Linked DNA regions of Mus musculus: region 2 is linked to region 1. The links are chromatin loops, found by intact Hi-C in ENCODE. Cell type or tissue: heart. All regions are shown on one strand.

Evidence for each region. A loop is a pair of places that touch in the nucleus more often than their neighbours do. Peaks named below come from ENCODE experiments on the same cell type or tissue, not always from the same donor. Only the 100,000 strongest peaks of a DNase experiment are listed, where the experiment ranks them.
Region 2: it touches region 1 in a loop (6-fold over the local background); 4 of 42 quality-filtered maps call a loop at or near these places.

What each region holds. Positions count from the first base shown.
Region 1 is chr11:111,065,155-111,067,654 of GRCm38, reverse strand. It overlaps Kcnj2 (potassium inwardly-rectifying channel, subfamily J, member 2), which reads right to left and starts at 1,491. Exons shown (of 2, transcript NM_008425.4): 1 at 1,321-1,491. In heart, a CTCF peak has its summit at 1,497; DNase peaks (open chromatin) are centred at 1,014 and 1,574; H3K4me3 peaks cover 2,500 bases; H3K27ac peaks cover 1,771 bases.
Region 2 is chr11:111,211,443-111,213,942 of GRCm38, reverse strand. No RefSeq gene overlaps it. Among named protein-coding and RNA genes, the nearest start is that of Kcnj2, 150 kb to the right of the region's middle. In heart, no CTCF peak of the experiment used is centred here; no DNase peak of the experiment used is centred here; H3K27ac peaks cover 618 bases.

The DNA.
Region 1 (2,500 bases):
TTTGTTTGTGTTTGCTTGTTTGTTTGTTTAAGTAATTTCACAAAAATGCAAAACAAGATCCTTTACAGCTGTCAATCATGTAACAAAATAAATACCACAATATGAAGTGAGAGGCACAAAACAAATTGAGATGACCTTGACCCTGACTGTCACTGTTCCCACCATACTTGAAGTAACCTATTTTTCTCCTGAGCGTTGGGAAGTGAGTGTGTGTGTGTGTGTGTGTGTGTGTACTCAACTATGTAATGAAAATAAAAATAAAACCCTTAGATGTGGGTAAGAAGAGAAAGACAAGTGTAATGGTAGCTCACAGTGCACCTACAGAGCTGGTTTCCAAGAGGAAATACGACTGCCTATTAATTATTAATAGGAAAAGACAACAAATGATTAAAGGAGATATATTAATTCTCTTCTGTGCTTAACCAAAACAGGTTTTCAAGCAATGCCTTTATTTACTGCCAGGTATCTTCGGAGTTTGTGAAAATCTCTAGAATGGATAACCTCATCCAAATCTCCACTGACAGACTGAAGCAGACGGACGTGCGACTACCCATTTCCTAACTTGGTTTTTCCCTCAACTGTCATAGGAGTACTAGTTATGATGCAGTCGTTTTCCTCCCTGAATCAAGTTGCTTCGATCATTGCTTCCCTTAAACCACACTGTCTTCAAATGAGGAATTTACACCATTATTACTAAGAATAGCAAAGTACTTAGGGGAGACCGACATCGGATGGGAAAGTTTTGCGGTCTTGAAGCTAAAATCCAACTCTGGCTGCTACTTTTTTCCTTTTTTTCTCAGCAAAGGAACTTTGAGACTTGAGAAGCTCACTCTGGAATTTTGTGCTGTATCTGTAGCAAGGACTCCCCCTCCCCAAACACCAAGGATCTAGATTAAGTGCTAAGTCTCTTGGTCCGATCAAGCCCCAGTCTCCTTCTCTTCCTCCCTCTCACCCGCAATAAGAGGAAGAATCCACGCCAGGCTCGCGCTTGACTCTAAACCCAATATCTCCCTACAGCTGGTGCATTGGAAGTTATGAGCACAAACAGATGCTGCAGAGAAATCTGTTTCTATTGCTCAACTCTTCCAAGCGTGTCTCAGTATTTTTAGCTCTGAGGATGTTCTGGTGCGCACACAAACTATATAGGCAATGAGCCGGGACTCCAAAGCTTGCGGGAGGAAAGCATTAACAGCAGCCTGACAACTGGGCACCTCCGGAGCAGCCGGAGCTGTAGGGTAGAGGACTGTGGAGCAAGTTCATTGCCCTGGACACACACAGACAACCCAGAAGAGAACAGGAAGAAAACACAGAAGCCCTTACCTGTTGCTGGTACAGGATCATGGGGACATGGAGTGGAAGTGGGGATTACAGAAGCATGTAAGATCCAGTGGTTTTTGTGAAAGAGAATGAGCCGAAGCAAGTGAGAATTCCCAAGACACTGCTTGCCGGTGCTGGGAAGGCTGCGCGCTGGCCAGGGCTCCAGTGCGCTCTGCGATAGCCTGGAGGCGGTCCTTGTGATAACCGGCCTTGTTGGCTCCGCCCTCTGCCCACTGTTGGCCAATCGGAGCGCACGTGGCTGCGCTTCCCCCGCCCCGGGAACCGCCATCAGGAGGAGGAGGAGGAGGATCTCTACACCCGCGGACCCTGGCTCTGCCAGCCTCGGAACCTGCTGTGGCTTCCTCTACCTCCTCCAGCTGCCTAGCCTGGTCTGAGAGTCCAGCTCTGGGCTGAGGAGGAGGAAGTCGCGGCCCAGAGGGTACAGCAACAGGTGGGAAGCTCAGCCTCCATGCGGCTGCCTAATTGCAGCCTGGCCTTGGGCAAAGCTTCCTACTGGGTTCTGTGAGACCCACACTTCCCGGTTTCTTTCCACAGTGGAGGCCGGCTGTACGTGTTCCTGTATAAGGGCCCGAGAGGTGTCAGTGCCTGGGAAAGACGTCTACAGCAGGGAGGGAATAAATAACCACTGGGGTGCGTCTCCCTCCAGCCCTTTTCCAGCCTGTAGACTGTGGAAACCCACAGAGCACTCAACTGCAGCTTGCGGATAATCCTTAAATTAAACCTGGAAAGGGTCCCGGGACCCGCACTCAATACCCTGCAAAATTTAGATGTGCTAGCGATTGCTTGTCTGACTGGGCCGTTTCTCCTCGCAAATGATGGTGAATTACTTACAAAAAAAAAAAAAAGAAAAAAAATGCGCCTAGACTTCTCTGGGATGTGTGGGGGAAGGGAGGGAGCCGCTGGTTCCTTTCGCCTTGTCCGCCCTCGCCCTCGATCTTTCTCTCCACCACCGCCCGGCAAGCTCTGCTCATGTAAAACCAGAACAATTAGAGAGTAATGAATTCTCTGGAACAGCAACTCCTACAGACTCTCAGCTCTGCCCTCGCTCCAGCGCCTCCCCGTCCTCCTTCCCAGCAACCAGGCAAGAGTACTGCAGACCTTCAAAAACCAGCCTCGGTTAGCACCTGCATCCTGACAATTTATAAATGAATTCTCCACTGAG
Region 2 (2,500 bases), 150 kb before region 1:
TGTCTTGACATTTTAGAAAGTAATCCAGGGTCCCCATAGAATGAACTGAGTCTCTTCCAAGTACTTCCCTCTCATAGCAAACACCACAGCAAGAGTCAGATATCTGGGGCTCAGCCTATCTCTGTGGGTTATTGGCCTCGCAATGAAGCCTGCTGAACGAACCACTGTTCAGTTGTATGGAGATTTTGTTGTTCGGTGGCTGTTCATGCCCAGACGTTAGCTGTTCAAAATTGGCTTTGTTTTCTTTTATAGTTCTTGATACTATACGTTGCTGAGTAAATGCCACAAAGACTCCTAAGCATGGGTGGACTGGATTCTCTGCACGCTGGGGGTTTGATTTTCCTGCTGAATTCTGAAGGACTGAGAATCTGATTTTCTTCTTTTTCTAAATCTTTCTTATGACACTTTTTTTTTTTTGGAGAAGAAATACAGATGATAATTAAAGTCTTATTCTTGCCCAACTCTTAATTTCATGTCATAAGATAAAAAATATTGAATAAATTGTGGGAAGATTTCGCACAGCCACGTCTGCTGTCAGAATTCTGCTGGTGGCCCTGATTTCAGGTCCCTCTTCAAGGGAGGTTATGAGCAAGGAAAGGAGTCTTAGCAGCTATGCCTTCTCGGCTGGCTCACCTTCAGTGTGGAGCCCTGCCTGGCTCTCTCTTTTAACTTTACTCTGTTTAACTGGAATGAATGGGACTTCTCCTAAAGCCCATTTTCTAGTCCCCACTGGGGTTCTATTTGAATCTTATTACATTCAATGCACCCCCACCCCCTGCTTCCAGGAACATAAAAAGCAAATGACCTCAGACTGACAGCTCCTGGCTTAAAAGATTTAGGCTCTAAAGCAGAAACTCCCTTGGAAGGCTCCTCCACTTGAAAGGCTGCAGAGCTTCCTTGGATGTATGTTAAGGGCACGCATTCTCCTGTGAAAACTCAAAATGTTTATATCTTTGCTGGAATCATAAAAACACCTAGCTGGAAAAAATTTCCATTAGAAGCCTGCTCCTGCTGCCTCCTTGCAGGAAGAATAAACAAACAGGACCCCATTGCTGTCTTGAGGACAGGAAGTGTCTCCTGATGTCAAACATAATAACTAACCTACTTCCATCTGCATATCGGGTCCCAGGAGGCCCATGGAACGCTTCCTACAGAAATGGCTCTTCCTTCCCACTTCCAGGTCGCCTTCTTTCAGCAAGAGCCATGTGTGGTGCATGGGAACAGGATGTATTCAGACTCTGGGCACTCTGCTTTATAGGCTGGGCTAGAGGTGGAGAAGACCTTACAGTCCCCAAGCATGGCTCTGTTTCCGGATGGCCACTGCTGACAGTCCTGTGCCTGGAGTTTTCCCAGTCAAGACCACTGGCTCCTTTCAACAGTAGCTGCACTAAGGAGGAGAGAGAGAAATTTTGTTAAGCCTGTTGGCATTTAGTCTAAGGCTCCGCCCCACAGTTTCCTGGCAACAGACAAGTGTGCCTGACTCACTATGAAAGGGGCTGCTTGCCCCTTTCACTCACTCTCAAGTCCTCACTCTCTTGCTCTCCTGCTTTTGTTCCCCTCTCTTCTCTCTTGCCCCTGCTCCTTACCCTCTTTCTCCCTATTCATCTCCCACCTCTCTCTCTCCCTCTCCCCCTCCTCCTCTCCCAACCCCTCCCCTTCTCCCTCTTCCTTTCTCTCAATGCCCCTCCCCATACCCTGAATAAACTCTACTCTCTACTATACCATAGTGTGGCTGATACCTCAGGAGGAAGGGATGCCTCAGCATGGGCCCACAGAGGCACTCCCTTGCCCCACACTATATTGCACCTCCACCAAACACACAGTCCTTCCTTATCTTTTAATAAAACACGACAAAGGCTGCATTCGAAAGCCCCCGAGTCCTTCTTACTTGTCCTCTAGTGCTGTGGCAGTCTTTGAAGATTCACATGATTCTAATTAGTTCCATTCACATGACACTTACTGCTTTTAATTTATTTTTAAAAAAGGATGGTTGGTTTAAAAATAGTAGGTGCCAGGCTGTGGGACTTGTTCCGTGATTAGAGCACTTGCCACAGAAGTATAAGGAACTGAATTAGGATCTCCATGTAGGCAGCCAGTCCGTAATCCTAGCACTTAGGAGGCAGAGCCAAGGGATTACCAAAACAAGCTGGCTATTTGGGGTCAAGTGAGAGACTCTGCCTTAATGAATAGAGTGAGGTGAGGCTGAAGATGACACAGACATCTGCTCAGGATCTTCACCCATGAACATAGGTGCATGTGCACCTGCACATACATGTGAACACACCTAGTGTCCGGTGCCACAGAATTAAGCTGCTGCTATTTGATCACTGTGAGGATAGTGTCTAAGACCTGAAGGCAAAAGAGACAGTTTCTTCTTGGACAAGGTAGCCCCTCCTTTCTCTGCTTGTTTAAAGAACAGATAGAGTGTAGGTTAGCTCATAAAATTGGCAGGATACATTTTCAGGAGATGAAAAAAGACCCAAGCCAATCTTGGAGGGAT